Regions from separate parts of the Mus musculus genome. Here region 2 is linked to region 1. The links are chromatin contacts, found by Hi-C in ENCODE. All regions are on one chromosome and are shown on one strand. The core of a region is the stretch at or near the end of the contact, and the rest is flanking DNA. Distances in the headings are between cores, read along the strand shown. Region 1 holds the start of Tnfsf10 (tumor necrosis factor (ligand) superfamily, member 10). Region 2 holds the start of Dcun1d1 (DCN1, defective in cullin neddylation 1, domain containing 1 (S. cerevisiae)).

Region 1 (7,494 bases), core at 2,974-5,473:
ACATTGAGAATTACTTACAAAGTGTGCATGTGAGTCTCTGTATTGTTTTATATTATCTGTCAGTTCTCCTAAAGAGGTATTGGTACTCACTGGTGTCCTCTAGGAGTCTAATTAGAGAGCCCAACCCCCTAAAATGTAGCCATCACACTTACGATTATTTATGCCACATTTGCACTTGGAGGTTTTTCTTATTTGCATAATGAAGACTAGCAATTGGATTTACAATTGGATTTGCTAAAATTAATAATCATCAATAACAGATGTTATAAATGGTGCCTGTTGGAGGACCCAGCTATACCACTCATGGGCATATACCCAAAAGATGCTCCTACGTATAACAAGGACACATGCTCCACTATGTTCATAGCAACCTTATTTATAATAGTCAGAAGCTGGAAAGAATCCAGATGCCCCTCAACAGAGGAATGGATACAGAAAATGTACATTTACACAATGCAGTACTATTCAGCTATTAAAAACAATGAATGCATGAAATTTGCAGGCAAATGGATGGAACCTAAAATTTTCATCCTGAATGAGGTAACCCAGTCACAAAAGAACACACATGGTACGCACTCATTGGTAAGTGGATATTAGCCCAAAAGCTTGGAATACCCAAGATACAATTCACAGACCACATGAAGCTCAAGAAAGAAGACTAAAGTGTGGATGCTTCAGTTCTTCTCAGAAGGGGGAACAAAACACTCACAGGAGGAGATACAGAGACAAAGTGTGGAGCAGAGATTGAAGGAAAGGCCATCCAGAGACTGCCCCACCTGCGAATCCATCCCATATACAATCACCAAACCCGGACACTATTGCGGATGCCAAGAAGTGCTTGCTGACAGGAGCCTGATATAGCTGTCTCCTGACAGGCTCTTTCAGAGCCTGGTAAATACAGAGTCGAATGCTCACAGCCAACCATTGGACAGAGCATGAGGCCCCCAGTGGAGGAGTTAAAGGACTGAAGGAGCTTAAGGGGGTGCAACCCATAGGAAGAACAACAATATCAACCAACCAGACTCCCTGAGAGCACCCAGGAACTAAACCACCAACCAAAGAGTACACATAGAGGGACCCATGGCTCCAGCTGCATATGTAGCAGAGGATGGCCTTGTTGGACATCAATGGTAGGACAGGCCCTTGGTCCTGGGAAGGCTCCATGCCCCAGTGTAGGGGAATGCCAGGGCAGGGAGACAGGAGAGGGTGCGTGGGTGGGTGGGTGAGCACCCTCATAGAAGATGGGGAGGGAGGATAGGATAGGGGGCTTCTGGGGGGGGACCAGGAAATGAGGTAATGTTTAAAATATAAATAAATAAAATATCCAATAAAAAAGAAAATTAAATTAAAAAATGGTGTCTGTTGATATCTAAGAATATTTACCAAACAAAATTAGAAGCGTCCTTCTTGCTTCTATGAACAGCATACAACTACCAGTCTGGGAATGGAAAACTTTCTCTAAGACTCCAGGTACTAAGTATTTTAGGCATTGTGGGACCCAAAGCAAAGCAAGCCATGACTGCACTCCTAAGACTTATTGTAGAGTAGCAGAGGCTGGCACATGCACAGCTCTGACTTGCAGATTTTCATAGTGCGAGCATGCCAGTCAATATTTGGTTAGAGAATCTATAAAAAGATTAAAGCAGAGACTCATAAATGGTCGAAGTGCCAAGTGTTAGTGACTCTAGGTACCTAGCTGTGATATCAACCTCCTATCTTCCTGAAAGTTTAGAGAACTTCCAGGAAGAGAGAGCAGAATGACTGATGGGGCCTTAAGATAGGGGTGAGAACTGTGGGAGGCTGTCATTTGGATACAACATGGCTGTATCACATATCAGTTCACAGCAGCTATGGTTACCTGCAGAAGATCAGCCAGTCAACATCCCAGCACAGAGGGGGTGGGGCTCTCAAAGTCTCATCCCCACATAAGGAAAGCTACTGGCAGTTGATGCCTGCAGAGGAAGGGAGAATTATTCTCCTTGGGGGTTGTGGTTGCTGACAGGTTGCCCATGATCCAGTAGATGGCTACACACTCATGTGTTTTGAACTAATTCATACAAAACAAAAAAGAGGGCATGCATCTGGAAATGACGTGGAGTTGGGACACTAGAGGGGGCTGGAGAGAGTCTGTGGTAGATGCACACAGTCAGTACACATAGTCTGTCCTAGTTAGCACTCTTTGCTGTTGTAAAACATTGACCAAAACTCACTTGAGGGGGGGAAAAGTATTTATCAGGCTTATGGGTTAAAGTTCATCTTTAAGGAGAGCAAAGGCAGGAACTGAAGTAGAGACCATGGAAACATATTGCTTACTGGCTTGCTTCTCTAGCTTGTTCAGTTTCCTCTGTTATACAGCTCAGACTTGTCTACCCAGGAATGGTACTGCCCACAGTGGTCTAGGTCCTTCCATGTCAACTAACAATCAAGAAAGATACTCCCAGAGGATGGTCCAATATTACCAATTCCTTAATTGATGTTCTGTCTTTTCAGGTATGTTGAGTTGACAACTGAAATTGACTATGTCATTGTGTAAGTGTCAAGGAATAAAAAAATACTATTATAAAAGAAAGAGAAACAAAATGTGGCTATTAACACACAGGCAAAGGAATATGACTATTTGGTTTATGTTGTTTTTACAGGTCACACAGATTGCTCTTGATTCCCTTTCAAAAAAAAAAAAAATAAAAGCAAAATGGAAACGCCATTTTAAACTCCCACGTCAGTAAAACGAGGCAATGGTTGGGGCTGGGGAGACGGTAAAGTGTTCTCTGTGTGAGCACGAGGACCTTAGCTTGGATTACCAGCACTCACAGGTGGGCCTGGTGGTCTGTGGCTGCGATCCCAATCAGTGCCCGGAGGTGGAGACAGGAAGATCCCTGTGTGAGCTTCAGCTTCAGTGAGAGACTGTCTCAGGAAGATGGTAACTTAGTTACAGCACCACAGTAGAGTACTACTTCTAAAGACCTTTTAGCAGGTGACAGCCTCCCGTGCTGTGAGGGAGCCTTGGCTTTGTAGTTAAGCAGGCTCCAAAGGAATCCTTCTGGGAGGTGGGAAGCAGCTGCAGACCTGAGAGAATTTGAGTTGAAATGGATTCCGTTTTGTTCCCCACCATGAGATACCAGCCAGAAAGATGTCCTATGGCCCTTGGGAACTGGCACCATTAGAAATAGCAACACTGTTGCTAGAACCTGCAGAGGCCTCAGAGTCACAAACATTGGGCCAGAAGCTGGAGGTGGTTGCTGCAGGCCATCTGATCACACTGTGAACCTGAGATTGTGAACTGTTTCTAACTGTGATACGTCCCAGCCTTTGACCCTAGAGCTTTCTGTCTGTCTGCTGTAAACTCGTGGTGGTGTGGCTCAGCCCTAGCAAAGCCCTTTTAACAAAGTCAACCCTAGGTCAAGAGGCAGAGCCAGTAACCATCTGACAGGGAGTGAACATAGTGAACAGAAAGGGGGTCTTCGAGTGTTTAAGACAGCGTGGAGAAGAAAGGATTCTTTCCTTCTGGGATGGAGTAGGAAGGTCAGCTGGGTGCTTTCTCTGCCTCTCAGAGCTAGGAAGTTATCATCTCAGCATCTGGCTCCTGAGTTTTCATTGGTAAAATTGAACAGCTGGGATTTCTGTTTTTTAAAACAGTTTTAAAAAACAAACAAACAAACAAACAAACAAACTTTGTGTGTGTGTGTTTCACATCATGCACCCCGGTCCCATTCATCTCCCTGTCCCCTCATAATCACCGTCTGCCCTTGAAACTCCCCCCAGATAAAAACACACAAAACAAACTAAATAAACCAAAACAGAGCATAGAAAACATCCCACCATGGAAGCTGTGGTGTCCTAGTGTGTCCCACAGTTTATCCCTCTGTCCACACATCTTCACTTGCAAATGTCTATAGCAATGAGTCATTGTTGCCTTCAGCAGTCTCTGGCTCCTGTGACGCCTTAAATTTTGGATCCTCACTGAGACCCCTCCCGGTCCCTTTGTCCTTTGTCCTTTGTCCTTTGTCCTTTGTCCAGGAGATCCTGCAGCTCCTTCAGGTGCTCCAGCAGTTCATAGATGGGTTAGATCTCAGAGCGCTGGATCTAGGCTTTCCAGCACCATCAGGGCGAGCTCTCCTAGCTGGAGGGTTTCTGTGCACTACGTCCTCGTCACCTTCCTGACTTGCTTAGTTTCACTTTTGGTCTCAACAGTAAAAAGAAACTGCATGGGCACTCCGCCTTCTAACTGTGACCTTCTCAGGCACTGCTGCTGGGCTGCAAGTCTGCATTGGGAAGTCAGACCTGGACAGCAGTATGCCTTCCTCAGGGGCCCTGAAGGACCTCAGCTTCAGTCAGCACTTCAGGATGATGGTGATTTGCATAGTGCTCCTGCAGGTGCTCCTGCAGGCTGTGTCTGTGGCTGTGACTTACATGTACTTCACCAACGAGATGAAGCAGGTGAGTGGCCGTGTGCTCTCAGCAGCAGCCTCTCTTGGCTTTGCCGCTTAGCTTGCTCTTCTTTGAAAGCTTAGCTGTAGATTAAAATATGCCTTTCCCAAGTGCAGACTCTTAACTGCTAATAAAGAGAGGGCTTTATAAAACTGCAAGTTGGCAGACTTCCAAGCAGTTGTAGTAACAGAACAGGCTATGAAAACTACAAATGGATATACCGGCACCTCCAAGAAAGTTTGCTATCATTTCAAAAGTGTCTGTGCAGGGTGCAGTTAGTGGTGTCACTTGGCACAAATGCTTTGTGTGAAGTACTCTAGAGTTCCGTGTGTGTGTGTGTGTGTGTGTGTGTGTGTGTGTAAGAGAGATAGAGAGATAGAGAGAGAGGGGAAGAGAGAGGAAGACAGGGAGAGAGGAAGAAGAGAAGAAGAGGGAGAGAGGGAGGAAAAGAGGAAGAAGGAGGTAGAGAGGGACAGAGAAGGAGAGAGAGGAAGAGAGAGAGAGACAGAGGGAGAGAGGAAGAGGGAGGACAGCACATGGTGCTGTGGAGCCTAGAGATAGATGTCAGCTGTTTTTCTCCCTAACTCTCCATGTAGTTTTTCTGAACTCTCACTGTATTGGCTAGTTTTGTGTCAACTTGACACAGCTGGAGTTATCACAGAGAAAGGAGCTTCAGTTGAGGAAATGCCTCCATGAGATCCAACTGTAAGGCATTTTCTCAATTAGTGATCAAGGGGGCAAGGCCCCTTGTGGGTGGGACCATCTCTGGGCTGGTTGTCTTGGGTTCTATAAGAGAGCAGGCTGAGCAAGCCAGTAAAGAACATCCCTCCATGGCCTCTGCATCAGCTCCTGCTTTCTGACCTGCTTGAGTTCCAGTCCTGCATTCTTTGGTGATCAACAGCAGTATGGAAATGTAAGCCGAATAAACCCTTTCCTCCCCAACTTGCTTCTTGGTCATGATGTTTGTGCAGGAATACAAACCCTGACTAAGACAAATTGGTACCAGCATAGTGGGGTATTCCTGTGACAACCTGACCATGTTTTGGGGAGGATTGTGGAAGGACTTTGGAACTTTGGGCTTGAAGATCCATCCATTGTTAAGAGCTCTGTTGGAGGTTGTGCAGGAGCTTGGAAGATAATGTTGAGAACACTGTAGAAGATGGAGGTCTGGTTTGTGAAATTTCAGAGGGAAAATTAAAGACTCTTTTCAGGGCCATTGCTGTTTTGATTGTGAAGATTCTGTAGTTCTGGTTAGCTGGGGCTGAAGAATCAGCTGTGATTAACAAGATACCAGAACTACTAAAGCAAAAACTTTGCATTACTGGGACTATTGATGCTGGTTAGCTGGAGCTAAGAAATTAGCGGTGATTAAGAAGAGACCAGCATCATTGAGGTGACATCTTCTGGGAAGTGTTTTCTGAAAGCACAAAGAGGCTGTGTTCCAGAGATAGCCAAGGTTGCACTCCTGCTGCAGCGGGACTTGGTAATATGTAAGGGTCACCCAGGTGGTATTGGTTTTGAAGGCATGAAGGAGTTGAGCAGAGCAGCTGAGGCTTGGCACTGTGAGAGGCCATGGAAGGCCATTGGTGAAAGTGCAGCCTCAGTTGCAATTGATGGCCCAGGACTGAAGGGGTCATGCAGTGTTTTGGAGATGCCAGTACCATGAGATGACCACCAAGAGCAGCAGCAGCAGTGGAGTAGAGGCATCTGGAGCCTAGAGGATGACGCGTGTGCTACAAAGGGCATGGCTGGAGAAGTGACCCAAGCCCTTGGAGGAGCCCAGAAGATCGTGAGTTGGATCCCAGACATTGGACGGTTGGAGATTGATTTTTGCTTTTGATTGTGACTGTGCCCTGATATTTTCCCTCTTGAAGGAAGAAACTGTTTTAGTGATGCCCACAGTTAAGAGACTTTTAATTTAAAAAGACTTTGGATTTTTAAAAGAGATGGATATTTTAAAGAGATTGAAATTTTAAGAATATGTAAAGACTGTGGGACATTTAAAGTTATTTAGACCTTGGGGATGAATAAGAATGTAAGGGTTGAGGCTTACTAGTGATGTGTTTGTGTGTCAAGTTGACAAGGGGTCAGTTGTATTGGCTAGTTTTGTGTCAACTTGACACAGCTGGAGTTATCACAGAGAAAGGAGCTTCAGTTGAGGAAATGCCTCCATGAGATCCAACTGTAAGGCATTTTCTCAATTAGTGATCAAGGGGGCAAGGCCCCTTGTGGGTGGGACCATCTCTGGGCTGGTTGTCTTGGGTTCTATAAGAGAGCAGGCTGAGCAAGCCAGTAAAGAACATCCCTCCATGGCCTCTGCATCAGCTCCTGCTTTCTGACCTGCTTGAGTTCCAGTCCTGCATTCTTTGGTGATCAACAGCAGTATGGAAATGTAAGCCGAATAAACCCTTTCCTCCCCAACTTGCTTCTTGGTCATGATGTTTGTGCAGGAATACAAACCCTGACTAAGACACTCACCCAACCTTGAGCTCATTGTTTGCTTGTTACTGACTGAGCCTAGACCTCTAGACTTCTGCCCTGCAGTTGCCTGGACCTTGAGGTGAGGGAGTGGCATAGATTACCCCATGCCCAGCAGACATCTATCTTGTCTGCACTTTGACCACTTGTAAGTCTGTAATAACCACTGTCCTCCAGACAAAGAAGTGGGTCTGAAAAACTCTCAAACAAACAAGTCACACTTTGAAAAGCTGGTGGGTAGAAGAGCAAGTGTCTGAACAAAAATCAAAGTGAAGCTCAAAGAGTTAGCATTTGTCTCTCCCGTGATCGGATAGTGATTAGAACTCTGATCCAAGTCATGGAACCAAATGTTGTGTTTTATACAACCACAGGGAAAAGAATGTTTGGTGGACCTGTAGTCAGGTGTGGGGGTAGGGGGTGCCTCTGCAGGCCCATGCTGAGGTATCTCTTCTCCTGAGGGCATGGGGAAGGGAGTTAAGAGGGTAGTATAGATAGAGAAAGGGAGGGAGAGAGGGAGAGGGAGGGAGAGAGGGAGAGGGAGAGGGAGAGGGAGAGGGAGAGGGAGAGGGAGAGGGAGAGGGAGAGGGA
Region 2 (7,494 bases), core at 1,772-4,271, 8.6 Mb after region 1:
CCGCTCAGAGTTTACCACGCAGTGCTTCCTGTCTCTGAAAAACTCTGGTATCTTTCCAATGTTCACCAGGCAAAGCACAACCTATTACTTCCCGTCTTTACTCTAGTGACCTCTTCAACTCATGCCACACACTGCTCTCTGGCTACCAGCCTCACAAAAGCTCTTTCCGTCTTCTTCGACTCCCGATTTGCTCAGGTGTTATCTATCAGTCCTGCAAACACGATTTTGTTATTTTGTATCCACACTTCCACCACCTGGCCCTAGTACTCCCGTGATCATCCCCTTCCCTTGATACTGTCTCGCCCCCATAACATGTAACACCCAACTGTAGGGAAAGAAATATATACAATGTTTATTTTTTGACTTTCCTAGATTTCTGTCTGACTTTTCCAGGTTTCTGTCTGATCCATACAGATATATCTCACAGTGTGAGATACATGGCAGATACCTAATGAATAGTAAAAGCAATCAGACCTTCTTTTAACTTTACTTGTGGATATACGGAGGATACGCAACAAATCCTAAAAGACAACCCAGGACAGATTTACACATTGCATTTTAGGGCCTGCTATTTGCAGAAAATATAAGTATACATTTCAAAGTCTACACATTTTAAATTCATTAAGGCAGTAATTAGCAACCCATTATTTTTAATTCTGCTACTTAACGTAGTTACTATACTAGTTATTTTCCTTTTTATTATAATTTAATCTTTAATTCAATTTTCAACCATTCTTCTAAAGTTCACGAGATTTTTAAAGACTTATTTATATGTACCACAAATACCAAGAAAGGATAGACTGGGAGAAAATAGTTATATTTTTGAACCATCTTATAAACCTGAACCTCCAAACCTTCTGGAGCCTCAATGTCTACTTCTGTAAAGGGGGAGGAAACATATCAAGTGATCTAAGACACTGTAGGTCTAAAGGCTTATGTAATTTATAAAAATCTAATAAATTACAGCATCTGCATATATCTTACACATTTAAAAAAATCATTGGAATCATAAAATTATTAAACATGGTAGAACTTTAGAAGTTAACAAACCCTGTCCTGACATCTAATAAATAAGGGGGAAAAACTCAGATGTTTTGAATACTTCTTAAAATACACTTGCCTATCAAGCATGAAACCCTGCCTAGGTTTGATCCCAGCCCTGGGCTATTTTTGGTCTCTGTGTGAGTATGAGAGGTAGGTAGCTTGTGGGGTTTTTTTCCCTCCCCCTTATAAAAATAAGTGAGATAATCTATTATTATGTCTTTCCTAAAACGGACAATAATTTGTGTTGTAGAAATTAGTTGTGGTACACATACCAAAAACAAAACTCCTAACAGTCTTACCAAACCATTTTATAACGTCTAGGAAAACAACTATAAATTTATAATGAAATATTTTTACTATAAGATTCTTATGGACCCATATTGACTTTCTAAACTAACAAGATCATACCTAGACTGTACATGTGACAGAAAATGAGTAAAGGCATAGAAAGTGCCTTAAGTTAAGGACATCTTAACAACCAGGAACCACAACCAGTACGATTGCATGACGTATGGCTAAGCTCCAAAATGAGCTGATTTAATATTAACCAAAGGAACAGAAGGCTACAAGTCCTAACCCTAGCTCTCACTGAAACGGCATGAATCCTATATTCCTAATGAGCACTGGCAGGCACTGGGTTCGAGGGCAGGTGTCTGATGTGGACTGTGGGAAACTGCATACATACTCGTGATGAATGTCCATCAGAGACGCGCACTCTATTATTTTAGCCTGCTGAAAGCACCCCAGTAAGAGAGTGGAAACTCTTGGGGGTTCAGGAGTAATATCCAAGGCCTGTTCAAATAATTAAAGGAGAACCTGCAAACTCTCTCTTGGGTCTCTGAACTTTTACTGTACTCTCAATCCAAACACTAACCGGAACTTCCTTACAAATATAAAGTTTTACGAACGTAAGCACAGAAGAGAAATCTTGACTCTGTTGGGACCTAAACACATAATCAACACATGACACCAAGGCTGGGGCCATATAAGTGTCACTGAGCGAAAATCAACCCCCCACGACTCAAGACTGGGCATACACCCTCCCCAAAGAAGCCTTTCAGCTCTCCGGAGCGAAGGACCTCATCACTTTTACTCTTCTCCCAGCAGCCAGCCGGGAACTTCAACAAGGTGTGACTGTATACTTCCAAACTGAAAAGCAGTGACCAGCAGCGCCAGGTACTTAATGACAAAGGACTCAGCTCACCACAGCGTCTTCCAGCTTCCGTGACTTTTTCTCACCCAAACAAAAACCAGGAGAGGAGCAACTTGACAAACTGTTTCTTAAGAATCACAAATGGTCCCTAACTGCTATAATAAAGCAATTACTCCTCCCACCCCAAGCACATAGAGCAGGCGCTCGGAAGGCAGCAGGTCTCGGGTCCCCCGGCTGCACTTCCGTCCGCAGCCCGGAGCCTCCCAGTCCCCTCGCAGGGACCGAGCCTCAGCCGAGCCGCCCCAACTCCCGGGCGCCTGGCGCCTGGCGCCAGCGCGGACCAGCAAGGCCGACGCCGGCTCGCCAGGGCCGCCAGCACCGAGGGGCCCGGCCGGGACCAGGCAGCGCCAGGCCCGCTGCCCAGGCGCCGCCTGGCCGCACAATGGGGCGCGGGCCGTCCCCCAACGCCTCCGCGCCCGGCCCCGCTCCGGCGACTAGGCCCCGCCGCGCTCCGCTGCCGGGCCCTCGCGTAGCGGCGGCGCCGGGGAGGGACGGGCCGAGCTGGGCGCCGGCTGAGCAGCGGTAGCGGAGCGCGGCGGGGCCGGGGGCCCGGGCCGGGCGGCACGGCGCCGCGGTTCCTCACCATGTTGGTGTCCTCCGGACCTCTCCCCTCCTCCTCCGGCTCCGCAGCGAATGGACGGCGGCGGCGGCGGCGGCGCCTCTCACGGGCTCGCCGGGCTCCCGCTCATGCGCAGTGCGGCGGCCCGCGGAGCGGCCGGGCCGCGGGAGGCGGAGGGCGCGGGCCCCGGGGTGGGCGGCCTGGCCTGCCGGCATCCGTGGCACGAGCGGCCGGGCGACCCGGCAGCCCGGGCTGCGGACACACGCTGAGACCCGCGCGGCGGGCGGCCGCGGGCACAGTGAGGACGAAGCGCCGGGGCCCTGCCTGCGCCCCCACTCAGGGCGCCCTCGTCACGGCCGCGTCCTGTCCTCCGTGCGCTCCTAATAGCTCCACGTCAGAGTTCCCAGGTAAGTTTTTGGAAGAATCCGGGAGACTATTGCGCCTAGAGCCACTGTCATGCCTGGTGGACGGGCCAAGCTTGACCTAGCCTGCCTGCTGAGCTGTGGGCCAGAAGACAAGTGTGTGCTGCAAGGAGAAGGAAATACAGTACTCCCTGCAGAGAGAGGAAATAAAACAAAGGTACGGCACATAGAAAAAGCTGTCCAAGATTGCCCAGGTTTATATATGTCATCCGCATCTTCATCACCAAACGTGGGTCTCCCTTTACCACCGGCAAATACCACCAGATCACCCCTAGAAGCTAACAATCTTAAAGTTTCTGTTAAAACAACTGTTGTCACTCCTCCTCGGAGCTTCCTGCTACTGCTTAGAACTAGCCACGTGGTGGGGGCTCCCAGAGCCCTGCAGAGGCAGATCTTTGGCACTGCAGACCTGTTGTCACCCATTCATTCTTTACACCATCAATGCGAGTGTGTGTGTGTACGCGCGCGCGCGTGTGCGTGTGTGTGCGCTGATGTGGCATCTTCTCGCCAGGCCCTAAGAAAATACCAAGTAGCAAGGGTGAAACTAGATCACACTTGTGGTTATTCTCTAGGAACTCAGCCTAGCAACTTAAAATATTAACGAAGAGGACTCAGTCTCTTGCTACACTTCATTAGACTATTGCAACAATAGCTTGTAGGTTTTCTTAAAGCTCTTTTTTTCCTAAGTGCCAACTCCAAGGGGTGATTCTTAGTTCCACTTGACCTCTTTCTCTCCTGAATTTGAACACGTCCTCCTAGAATTCCCATAATTTTTCATGACTTGATTTATTTATAGTCTCCCCTTCACTTACCATTCTTCTTTGCTAGCTAACTCTGGCTTTTCAGTGGTGGGCTTTCCAGAACCATCCCTGAATCTCTTCATATATTCCTTTTTCCTAGACCCTGCCCATATCCCAGTGAGTCCAAAATCTTATCTAAAGCTCGGCAGCGGCATGCCCTAAGCACAAATTCTGCTCATCCCACAGACCCCCCCAAAGCTCTACAAAGCCAAAATCTTATCCCTAAACCTGCATTCCCCTGCTTTTTCATCACATAAGCTAAATATCAGAACTGCCCATCTCCCTTAGTCTAAGCTCGCCGAGTTCATCATCTGAGTAAACCCGAATTCTTCCCCTGCCCTTTAATAGGGTTCATCTCTCATTGGGACCCTCCTTTCTCCATCCCCTTTTGAGATGGAGTTTCTTTATGTTGCCCAGGCTAACAGCCAACAGTGCGGCCTGGGATTGCAGGCAAGTATGTCTCCCACCCCATCTTCTCTGTACTTTTCCTTCTACACCAGAGGTGTCTGTCTGCAATGCAGACTGGAGGCTCTTCCTCAAAGTCTCCGAGAACTTTCCTAACGTGAGCCTGTCTGGAGTCATAGGCAGGTCTCTCCCTCATCTTTCCACTCCCTTTGTCATGACCCCCACTCAATGCAGCTCCTGTTTCGGTACCAAGCTTCCTGGTTTGGTCTTATTTTGTCCCTGACACACTAGGTCACAAGAGTGAGGATCCGCCATGTGTTGTACTAAGCCTCTAACACTCAAGCAAACTTCAGGTTGCAGCTACACCTATTTTGTAGGGAGCACTGACATACAGAGTGGGTAAGTAACATGCCTAATGTCACACAGCAAGTAGTAAATCTAGGAACTAGACCCAGACAATCTGCTTATAATGTGTTCTCTCGGTTACTACAGTTTATTTCCTACTCTGGATTTCTGCAATTGGGGCATCTCCTTTGCAATTTTATGGCCCCTAGATTAGAGTTAGGACATCAACTGATAATCATTTGCCTCCAAGGCCAGGGCAGAGAAAGACCAGATCATATCCATCTTTGAGATAATTTTGTTTGTTTTGTTTTTATATGGGGCCATTGGTGCCATAACATTTGTATAGAGGTCAGAGGACAAACTCAGGTGTCAGCCCATGCCATCAACTTTGTTTAAAGCGGGTCCCTGTTGCTTTTCCACCTGATATGCCAGACTGGCTGACCCTTGAACTTCTGGGGATTCTTCAGTGTCTACCTTCCGTCTCCCTGTAGTACTGGGACTACAGGCGCATGAACTATGTGGCCTGCTTTTCATGCTTTCTGGGAATTTGAACTCAAATCCTGATGCATATGCAGCAATTGTTTTACCCACTAAGCCAGCTTATCCTTGAGTTTTCAGTGTTGGGTAAGAAGCCGATCTCTCTCTCTCTCTCTCTCTCTCTCTCTCTCTCTCTCACACACACACACACACACACACACACACCACAGTAGCAGTTGTATAAATTAAAAGAAAATAATCTAATGGCTCTCTCTTGGTCTTAAGACTGCATAGAGCTGTGGGTATACCGCTCAGTAGTGGAATGTTTCTCTAACAGAACACAGTAACAATTGGGCCCGGTGTGGTGGCACATGCTTTGAATTTAGCACTTGCTAGGCTGATGTAAGTGTAGGCCAGCCTGGTCTACATGGCAAGTTCCAGCTCAGCCAACAACACACAGTAAGAGTCTAGCTCAAAAAAGTTACAATAATAGCAATAGTGTCCATACTGTTCATTTGTGTAGTAGGACAGCAATGTTCCTTGGCTGATGCATATTATATACATGGTCTTATGATAAGTGCAACAGCAGTTGCACCCATCCTACATTTCCAGGTTACAGAACCAAACATGATAGGAGAGCATTAACTGTTGTTATTATATGAAATTAACTGTTGTTATTGTATGAGATAAGCATGTTTGTGAAAATTGTCCTGGTTACTTTTTTTTAAATGGAAGGTTCCTGAAGATAAAGCATAAGTTACAATATTTGATTAACAGAAAGGTACTCATTAACATGTTGTTTCAAATACAGAAATGTGTGTTTGTGTGTGTGTATGCTGTGTGCAGGTGTGCACATATTATTTGCACACATGTGGAGGCCGGTGAGGAGATGATCACAGTGTTCTATCACTCCAGGCCTCCCTCTTCTGGGATAGGGTCTTCTACTGAACCTGGATAGGGAAGCTACTGGCAGCCTCACTCCCACAGTACTGAGGTTACAGACTAGCGTGCCTAACATGTAAGTGGCTGCTGGCGTCTGAACTCAGGTGCCCATGTTTAAGCAGCAAGCTCTCTTACCTACTGAGCTCTCTCTAGCCCCTCAAATACATAATTTTAAAAACTACATTTTTTATAGCAGTAATTTTGGTTCAGTTAAAAAAAAGATGAAAACATCTGGTTAAAGTCCAATGTTACATACACGCATACATACATTCTTTTTACACCCATAATTATAATGGCATAGTGTTTGTAGATAGGTGACATTCCAAGGTAGACCAATTTAGAAAATGTTGCTGCAAAAGCTGCAAGTTTTCATGTTAAGGTAAATACTGATAAAAATCAGTGCAACTCTGTTTATTGAAACATGTAAAACCAAGTCTATAATTCTAGAATCTGTGTTTAGCAGAGAGAGAAGAAATCTGAAAGGACCGATTGCTAGCCTTTCTGGGAGTTCATTTATCTAAAATGAAGCCTGCAGAGTAGCTCTATATACCCAACTGCAGTTCTGAGGTGTGAGTCTGAGCCACAGTCACCGGCTTCTCACTCATGACGTCGGTGGATGCAGTTCAGTCCTGTGTTTATATAAAATGGGCTTACTGTACCCAGGCTTGCATATCCACAAATGTGTACTGGCTTTACTGGTGCACCATATTTTAGCATGAATAAAATACCGTGTAGAGGTTTCTGATGCAGAATTATAGCATTTGTGTATGTGTGTGTATGAGTGTGTGCACACACTGGAAATTGAACTCCGGGCCTCACATGTGCTCAGCACACCTGTGCCTCTGTACTTTCAGCCTCCAAATGATACATGTTTAAGGGAGAAGCCTTTTTAAGGATTAGTCCTCATGCCTTACGTGGAATCCGTGGTGGCCACAGGCCCCAATTCAAACCAAAATGATAAGAGTAGGCTTAGAAATAAAGCCTTTGCTGTCCCCTGCCCCAGTAAACGTTACCAGTGAAGCTGAAGGAAGGACTGCCTGAGACTCTTCCCTCCACATTCTGAACCATTCGAAGAGGAATCCTTAATCAGGACAAAGGGAAAACCTCAGGGAATTAGGTAGGCATCATCATCCAATTCATAATAAAAAGCAATACTTTGGTGGGTCACCTTCTAAATAGAAAATAGGAATATTCACCAGAGCCAGTCTGTCACCTCAGGGTCCCTGCGGATCTGCTGACTTTAGCTGTTTCACACTCATGGTAGAGGATTGGGCTTGGAGCAAGTGA

Evidence for each region. Hi-C counts contacts between places; a loop is a spot of excess contacts on that map.
Region 2: a map of T-helper 1 cell shows a loop between it and region 1 (97-fold over the local background). The contact joins the promoter of Dcun1d1 here to the promoter of Tnfsf10 in region 1. A Hi-C loop is called at or near these places in 5 of 37 maps with a recorded cell type or tissue (T-helper 1 cell, T-helper 17 cell, T-helper 2 cell and 1 more).

The regions. Positions count from the first base shown.
Region 1 is chr3:27,312,854-27,320,347 of GRCm38, forward strand. Tnfsf10 (tumor necrosis factor (ligand) superfamily, member 10) reads left to right here and starts at 4,224. Exons shown (of 5, transcript NM_009425.2): 1 at 4,224-4,437. The coding sequence starts at 4,294.
Region 2 is chr3:35,929,945-35,937,438 of GRCm38, forward strand. It overlaps Dcun1d1 (DCN1, defective in cullin neddylation 1, domain containing 1 (S. cerevisiae)), which reads right to left and starts at 3,022. Exons shown (of 7, transcript NM_001205361.1): 1 at 2,841-3,022. The coding sequence starts at 2,843. Gm15952 (a long non-coding RNA gene) reads left to right here and starts at 3,134. Exons shown (of 4, transcript XR_880768.3): 1 at 3,134-3,223.